2 separate regions of the Homo sapiens genome follow, and region 1 is linked to region 2. Evidence: read pairs that join two places in POLR2A ChIA-PET (ENCODE). Cell type or tissue: HepG2. All regions are shown on one strand. Links, peaks and the distances in the headings refer to the core of each region. The heading gives the core; the rest is flanking DNA.

The links. ChIA-PET counts read pairs that join two places held together with the same protein. Peaks named below come from ENCODE experiments on the same cell type or tissue, not always from the same donor. Only the 100,000 strongest peaks of a DNase experiment are listed, where the experiment ranks them.
Region 1: POLR2A ChIA-PET joins it to region 2 with 6 read pairs; 4 of 35 experiments call an interaction of 5 or more read pairs at or near these places.

What each region holds. Positions count from the first base shown.
Region 1 is chr19:5,776,929-5,781,437 of GRCh38, reverse strand. It overlaps CATSPERD (catsper channel auxiliary subunit delta), which reads right to left. Exons shown (of 22, transcript NM_152784.4): 22 at 2,704-3,062. The coding sequence ends at 2,762. Among named protein-coding and RNA genes, the nearest start is that of PRR22, 5.6 kb to the left of the region's middle. RefSeq lists a silencer at 528-706. In HepG2, for the core only: no CTCF peak of the experiment used is centred there; no DNase peak of the experiment used is centred there; H3K27me3 peaks cover 679 bases.
Region 2 is chr19:5,868,608-5,872,865 of GRCh38, reverse strand. FUT5 (fucosyltransferase 5) reads left to right here and starts at 2,326. Exons shown (of 2, transcript NM_002034.2): 1 at 2,326-2,401. RefSeq lists an enhancer at 1,574-1,868. In HepG2, for the core only: no CTCF peak of the experiment used is centred there; DNase peaks (open chromatin) are centred at 375, 1,685 and 2,475.

The DNA of each region.
Region 1 (4,509 bases), core at 510-4,509, 92 kb after region 2:
ATTGCACCACTGCACTCCAGCCTGGGCGACAGAGTGAGACTCCGTCTCAAAAAAAAAAAGAAAATGCAAAAATTATCTGGGTATGGTGGCAGGCGCCTGTAATCCCAGCTACTCAGGAGACTAAGGCACAAGAATTGCTTGAGCCCGGGAGGCAGAGGTTGTAGTGAGCCGAGATCACATCACTGCACTCCACCCTGGGCAATAGAGCAAGACTCCATTTCAAAAAACAAAAACAACTCCGGGTAGTGTCTCGGGGCCATGCAGCTGTGGCCCTCAAGACAGGGTCCCCCTGTCCCAGGGACTGTGCCATGTGCCCTCCTGGCATCTGCAGTGATCCCCATTCATCACTGTTTGACCCGTGGGGACACAGGCTGGGAGAGACTCCAAGTGCACTTTTGTTTTTTTGAGGCAGAGTTTCGCTCTTGTTGCCCAAGCTGGAGTGCAATGGCGTGATCTCGGCTCACTGCAACCTCCGCCTCCCGAGTTCAAGTGACTCTCCTGCCTGCCTCAGCCTCCCGAGTAGCTGGGATTACAGGTGTGCACCACCACACCTGGTTAATTGTATTTTTAGTAGAGACGGGATTTCACCATGTTGGTCAGGCTGGTCTCGATCTCCTAACCTCAGGGGATCCGCCCGCCTCAGCCTACCAAAGTGCTGGGATGACAGGCGTGAGCCACCGCGCCCAGCCCCAAGCCCACTTTTCTCAGCTGCTTTTCAACTCCTTCTCCCCGAAGCCTCATTAGGGGTATCTCTGAAACTAAAACCAGGTATCCCAAGTGTCGGGGAGGTCCTGGCTGATGAGGAAGTGGGGCAAGGACCTGGATCACTTTTCTTGAAGATTAATGTGGAGTGAGGGTCACACAGTGGATGTCTGCAAGGACCCAAGCAGTAGCTTTTTTTTTTCTTTCTGAGACAGGGTCTCGCTACGTTGCCCAGGCTGGAGTATAGCGCCGTGATCATGGCTTACTGCAGCCTCGACCTCCTGGGCTCAAGCGATCCTCCCACCTCAGCCTCCCAAGTAGCTGGAACTACAGGCATGCACCACCACACTCAGCTAATGTCTAAAAAAATTTTTTTGTAGAGATGGGGGGTCTTGCTATGTTGTCCAGGCTGATCTTGAACTCCTGGCCTCAAGTGATCCCCCTGCCCCAGCCTGTTGTAGCTATGTGGGGCAATTTAAAATGATCACAGAATATATATATGTATTTTTTAATATATATATTTTTATATATGTATTTTAATATATATTTATATATGTATTTATATATATGTATTTTTAATATATATATGTATTTATACATATTTTTATATGTATTTTTAATATATATATTTTATATATGTATTTTTTATGTATGTATATTTTATATATATATTTTTTTAACCAAAGAGTAATCGGAAGTCATGAGACTGACCAAATTTTCACTTAAAAGGAGATGGCTGACCCTGGTGCAGTGGTTCACTGAGAATCCCAGCACTTTGGGAGGCTGAGGCAGGAGGATCGCTTGAGCTCAGGAGTTTGAGACCAGCCTGGGCAATATGTCAAAACCCCATCTCTACAAAAAAAAATAGTAAAAAAACAAAATTACCCAGGCATGCTGGCGTGGACTTGTAGTCCCAGCTACTTGGGAGGCTGAGGTGGGAGGATCACTTGAGCCCAGGAGGCAGAAGTTGCAGTAAGCCAAAATCACACCACTGCACTCCAGGACAAAGGAGCAAGAATCTGTCTCCGAAAAAAAAAAAAAAAAAAGGTCGGGGGTGGGGCGGGCACGGTGGCTGACGCCTGTAATCCCAGCACTTTGGAAGGCCGAGGTGGGCAGATCATGAGGTCAGGAGTTTGAGACCAGCCTGGCCAACATGGTGAAACCCTGCCTTTACCAAAAATACAAAAATTAGCCAGGCATGGTGGCAGGCGTCTGTAATCGCAGCTACTCAGGAGGCTTAGGCAGGAGAGTTGCTTGAATCTGGGAGGCAGAGGTTGCAGTGAGCTGAGATCACACCACTGCACTCCGGCCTGGGCAACAGAGTGAGACTCCATCTCACTCAGAGAGATGGCTAACCCTAGAGCACTGGCCCATCCATAATCCCAGTACTTTGAGAGGCTGAGGCAGGAGGATCGCTTGAGTCCAGGAGTTCGAGACCAACTTGGGCAACAAAGTGAGACCCTGTCTCTACAAAAACTAAAAGTAAAATTAGCCATGTGTGGTGGTGGTTCCTGTAGTCCCAGCTACTCAGGAGGCTGAGGAGGGAGGATCACTTAAGCCTGGGAGTTTGAGGCTGCAGTGAGCTGTGATCACACCACCGCACTCTCAGCCTGGGCAACACAATGAGACCACACTGATACTTAAAAAAAAAAAAAAAAAAAAAAAAAAAAAAAGCCAGGCATGGTGGCTCATGCCTGCAATCCCAGCACTTTGGGAGGCCGAGCTGGGCGGATCACGAAGGTCAGGAGATCGAGACCATCCTGGCTAACACGATGAAACCCTGTCTCTACTAAAAATGCAAAAAAATTAGCTGGGCGTGGTGGCGGGCGCCTGTAGTCCCAGCTACTTGGGAGGCTGAGGCAGGAGAATGGCATGAACCTGAGAGGCGAAGGTTGCAGTGAGCCGAGATCGCGTCACTGCACTCCAGCCTGGGCGACAGAGCGAGACTCCGTTTCAAAAACAAACAAAAAACAAAAAAAATGGTGAATACATACTGCTTCCTGCTATGTTACATTATACTTTATTTGAAGACAAGGGGTTGGGACCCTGTGGACCGGCCTCAGTGGTCAGACCTGCCTCCGTGAGGAGTGCGGTGGCGTCCCGGGGGCTCTGTGCCTGCCCTGGCTGTGGCTGAGGCCCTGAACTGGCAGACCGTCTTGCATCTCCTACACAGCTGTGTCGCACACTTCTTGATCCTGCGGCCGCGTGCTGTGCGTAGCAGCTTGGGGGTCTTGTAGGCCAGCCAAACGGACCCCAGGATGCTGGAGATGATCAGTAGGATGACGACTCCAGCAGAGACCAGCTGCACGGGGAATGCTCCATACACGTAGATGCTAAAGATGGTCTCCAGTTGACAGTAGCTGCGGTGGGGGGAGGCGGGGAGAGGCTGTTGGGCATTGCCTTTGGGGGACTTCGCCTTATCTCTGGCAAAGGTGTTCAGACCCACAGGAGGGAGAACCAGGCCCACAGCAGTGACCGGGTATACCCACTTCTGTTTCCATCCACTATGCCTTTTTTTTTTTTTTTTTGAGTCGGAGTCCCTCTCTTGTCACCCAGGCTGGAGTGCAGTGGCACGATCTCGGCTCATTGCAACCTCCGCCTCCTGAATTCAAGCAATTCTCCTGCCTCAGCCTCCCAAGTATCTGGGATTACAGGCACCTGCCAACCATGCCTGGCTAATTTTTGTATTTTTGGTAGAGATGGGGTTTCACCTCGGCCAGGCTGGTCTCGAACTCCTGACCTCAAGTGATCCGCCCGCCTCTGCCTCCCAAAATGCTGGGATTACAGGTGTGAGCCACTGCACCTGGCCCACTTTGACTTTTATGGGTTTTTGTTTTGTTTTGTTTTGTTTGTTTTTTGAAACGGTGGAATCTGGCTCTATTACCCAGGCTGGAGTGCAGTGGTGCAATCTCGGCCCACTACAATCTCTGCCTCCCGGGTTCAAGCGATTCTCCTGCCTCAGCCTCCCGAGTAGCTGGGATTACAGGCGCCCACCATCACACCTGGCTAATTTTTAGTAGAGACGGAGCTTCTCCATGTTGGCCAGGCTTGTCTCGAACTCCTGACTTCAAGTGATCCACCTGTCCTGGCCTCCCAAAGTGTTGGGATTACAGGCGTAAGCTATTGTGCCAGGCCGACTTTTATGGGTTCTGAGTCAGCCATCCTCTCCATGCCCTCTGGCAGCTGTCACCAGGATCCCTATTCTCCCCCAATGCCCAGGCTCTGGCTAGAGAGGGCGGAAGGGGCAAATTAACTAAATGGTCCATCAACAACTAGGAAGTGGTGGGTGACAGTGGAGGCTAGGTCAGGGCAGGAAAGGTTCAGGGGTGTCACAGAATCCACGGCAGGGAGGGGGACAGTGCAGGTCACGTGATGCAGGGAGCACCTGTGGCACGGGAGAGTCCCACACATGTCTCCTCTCTCTGGTGGACATCCTCACCCTACCCAGTGCCTTCCACCTGCTGCCACCCCGGAGCTGATCCTCCTAGTCTGGGGCCTCTAGAGAAGGCAGGACCTCCACGTGTTTTTTTTTCAGGGGGTGAACTTTCATCCTACTGGAGAGGACAGGTGATAAGTGACAATGACTTCCAGTAGGGGTGAGGATATGAGGAAGATTTCCACCTGGTGTCCCCCTTCCAAAGGGACACACTGATCCACATGGCATGGCTTCGATGTGGCTTTATAATCTCCTCAGCACCTGTCAGTGCTAAATATTTAACAACTGGCTCTCAGAGGGGAAAGGCCTCCTGGGTAGTGTCTGCCAATTCCCGTAGTGTAAATATTTCCACTGTGGCTGATTCGAAGCCA
Region 2 (4,258 bases), core at 1-4,000:
TAACCTGTGCCTGGCTGGGCGCAGTGGCTCACACCTGTAATCCTAGCACTTTGGGAGGCCGAGGCGGGCGGATCATGAGGTCAGGAGATCAAGAGCATCCTGGCTAACACGGTGAAATCCCGTCTCTACTAAAATACAAAAAATTAGCCGGGCCCTGTAGTCCCAGCTACTCGGGAGGCTGAGGCAGGAGAATGGCGTGAACCCAGGAGGCGGAGCTTGCAGTGAGCCAAGATAGTGCCACTGCACTCCAGCCTGGGCAACAGAGCGAGACTCCGTCTTAAAAATAAAAATTAACCTGTGCCTGAGGCTCTAGAGTCCAATGGTACAAAGCAGTAATTGGTCAAAGTTCAACCTCCCTCCCACTCTGGGCTCGGACTGTGCCCTGAGGGCTTGTGTTTTGAATCTCTTTCCAGAACCTTGGCATGAGCTTGGGACTGGGTGTCTGGATCACTTCATCACACCCAGGTCACCTGCTGCAAGGTTAAGACCAACTTGGCCCAACAGAGAAAGCTGGCAACCCTACATCATTTTAAAACAGCTTCATCGGCTGGGCGTGGTGGCTTATGCCTGTAATCCCAGCACTTTGGGAGGCCAAGGCGGGTGGATCACTTTAGGTCAGGAGTTCGAGACCAGCCTGGCTAACGTGGTGAAACCCCGTCTCTACTAAAAATACAAAAATTAGCTGGGCATTGTGGTGTGTGTCTGTAATCCCAGCTACTTGAGAGGCTAAGGCAGGAGAATCACTTGAACGCAGAGGTGGAGGTTGCAGTGAACTGAGATTGTGCCACTGCACTCCAGCCTGGGCAACAGAGCAAGACTCAGTCTCAAAAATAAATAAACGGTTTCATCAGGATGTAATTCACATACCATACAGTGAGCCAACTTAAGGTGTACAAGTAAATAAGTCAATGGTTTTTGGTGTGTTACCTTTTTTTTTTTTTGAGACGGAGTCTCACTCTGTCGCCCAGGCTGGAGTGCAGTGGTGCTATCTCAGCTCACTGCAAGCTCCGCCTCCCGGGTTCACACCATTCTCCTGCCTCAGCCTCTCAAGTAGCTGGGACTACAGGCGCCCGCCACCACGCCTGGCTAATTTCTTTTTGTATTTTTAGTAGAGGTGGGGTTTCACCATGTTAGTCAGGATGGTCTCAATCTCCTGACCTGGTGATCCGCCCGCCTTGGCCTCCCAAAGTGCTGGGATTACAGGTGTGAGCCACCGCGCCCAGCCACCTTATTTTTAAATTGTAATTCCATATATCCATACATATATGTATAACATAAACTTCACCATTTAGGCTTTTTTTTTTTTTTTATGAGAGAGAGTTTTGCTCTTGTTGCTCACTGCAGCCTCTGCCTCCTGGGTTGAAGTGAGTCTTCTGCCTCAGCCTCTTGAGTAGCTGGGATTACAGGTGTGCACCACCATGCCCAGCTAATTTTTATATTTTTAGTAGAGACGGGGTTTCACCATGTTGGCCAGGCTTGTCTCGAACTCCTGACCTCAGGTGATCCTCCCGCCTCAGCCTCCCAAAGTGCTGGGATGACAGGCGTGAGCCACCGCACCTGGCGCATTTAGGCATTTTTAAGCATACAATTCAGTGGCATCGCGTGCAGTGTTGTGCAACCATCACTCCAGCATCTTTCCAAAACTTTCATCACCCCAAACAGAAACTCTGGACCCGTTAAACAAACATTCTCCCCTCTCCAGCCTCCAGTCACCTCTGTTCTACTTCCTGTCTCTGTGGATCGGCTCGTCCTGGACATTTCCCAGAAATGGGATCACACACTGTGTGGCATTTTGTGTCTGGCTTCTGTCATTGAATGTGATGTCCTCAGCCTTCATCCACGCTGTGGCCTGTGTGGGAGCCTCGCTCCTTTTCTTTTTTTTGAGACAGAGTCTTGCCCTGTTGCCCAGGCTGGAGTGCAGTGGCGCAATCTTGGTTCACTATAAGCTCTGCCTCCCGGGTTCAAGCAATTCTCCTGCCTCAGCCTCCCAAGTAGCTGGGATTACAGGCATGTGCCACCATGCCGGCTCTTTTTTTTATATCTTTAGTAGAGACAGGTTTTCTCTTTTTTTTTGAGACGGAGCCTCACTCTGTCACCCAGGCTGGAGTGCAGTGGCACAATCTCGGCCCACTGCCAGTTCCGCCTCCTGGGTTCACACCATTCTCCTGCCTCAGCTTCCCAAGTAGCTGGGACTACTGGCGCCCACCACCATGCCCAGCTAATTTTTTTGTATTTTCCATAGAGACTGGGTTTCACCGTGTTAGCCAGGATGGTCTTGATCTCCTGACCTCGTGATCTACCTGCCTCGGCCTCCCAAAGTGCTGGGATTACAGACATGAGCCACCTCGCCCAGCCTTTTCATGGCTGAGTGATATTCCATTGTGTGGATGGATCACACTAGGTATATTTGTTCTTCTATTGATGGACATCTGGGTAGTTTCTACCTTTGGGCTGTTTGTTCTGTTGTGAGTCAGGCTGCTGTGACCATGGGTGTACAAGTATCTGTTTGCGTCCTTTTGTTGTTAATTCTTTGGGGCTTCTACCTAGGAGGGAGATTGCTGGTGATGTGATAAGTATCTCTCAGGCTTTTCAAGGAAGCACCAAACTGTTTTCTACCCCGAATGTAATTTACAATTTCCCAGCAATAGGCCAGGCACAGTGGCTCACGGTGACTCCATCTCAAAAAATAATAATAATTTTAAAAAGAAAGAAAGAAAGAAAACTTCCCAGCAACCACATTAAAAAAGAATACCAGGAAATTTAATGTTTTTCTTTTTCTTTTTTTTTTTTTTTTTTTTTGAGATGGAGTTTAGCTTTTGTTGTCCAAGCTGGAGTGCAGTGGCGCAATCTCAGCTCACTGCAACCCCCGCCTCCCGGGTTCAAGCAATTCTGCCTCAGCCTCCCGAGTAGCTGGGATTATAGGCATGTGCCAGCACCTGGCTAATTTTTTGTATTTTTAGTAGAAACAGGGTTTCGCCATGTTAGCCAGGCTGGCCTCGAACTCCTGACCTCAGGTGATCCACCCAATATTGCTGGTATTACAGACGTGAGGCACCACATCCGGCCAATTTAATTTTAATGATATATTTTATTTCACCCAATACATCCAAAGCGTTATTTCAATATGTAATTAATGTAGAAAATCATTAATGAGCTACTTCACATCCTTTCTTTCATACTAAGAAATAACAATCGTATGGAAATTTGACACCATAAGCACCTCTCTTTTTAGGCACTAAATTTTGGGTAGCAATGGTGACATGGTTTCTACCAAAACAATACTGTTGTGTTTGGTGGGAAAAAAAAATTTATTTAGGCCGGGTGTGGTGGCTCACACCTGTAATCCCAGCACTTTGGGAGGCCGAGGCAGGTGGATCATTTGAGGCCAGGAGTTCAAGACCAGTCTGACCAACATAGTGAAACCCTGTCTCTACTAAAAATACAAAAATTAGCCGGGCATGGTGGTACCCACCTGTCATCCCAGCTACTCAGGAGGCTGAGGGACAAGAATCACTTGAATCTGGGAGGCAGAGGTTGCAGTGAGCCAAGTCTCAAAAGTAAATTTAAAAAAAAAAAAAAAAAAAAAAGGCTGGGCATGGTGGCTCACACCTGTAATCCCAGCACTTTGGGAGGCCCAGGCAGGCGGATCACGAGGTCAGATGGAGACTATCCTGGCTAACATGGTGAAACCCCATCTCTACTAAAAACAAAAAAAAATTAGCCGGGCATGGTAGCGGGCACCTGTAGTCCCAGCTACTTGGGAGGCTGAGGCAGGAGAATGGCATGAACCCGGGAGGTGGAGCTTGCAGTGAGCCGAGATCATGCCACTGCACTCTAGCCTGGGCGACAGAGGGAGACTCCGTCTAAAAAAAAAAAAATTAGCTGGGCATGGTGGCGCTTGCCTGTAATCCCAGCTCTTCTGGAGGCTGAGGTGGGAGGATCATTTGAACCTGGGAGGTTGAGGCTTCAGTAAGCTGAGATCATGCTACTGCACTCCAGCCTGGGTGACAGAGGAAGATGCTGTGTTATAAATTTATTATTGTTATTATTTGAGACAGAGTCTCATTCTGTCACCCAGGCTGGCGTTCAGTGGTGTGATCTCCGCTCATTTCAAGTGATTTTCCTGCCTCAGCCTCCCAAGTAGCTGGGATTACAGGCACCACCACCACATCCGGCTAATTTTTGTATTTTTTAGTAGAGACAGAGTCTTGCCATGTTGGCCAGGCTGGTCTTGAACTCCTGACCTCAGGTGATCTGC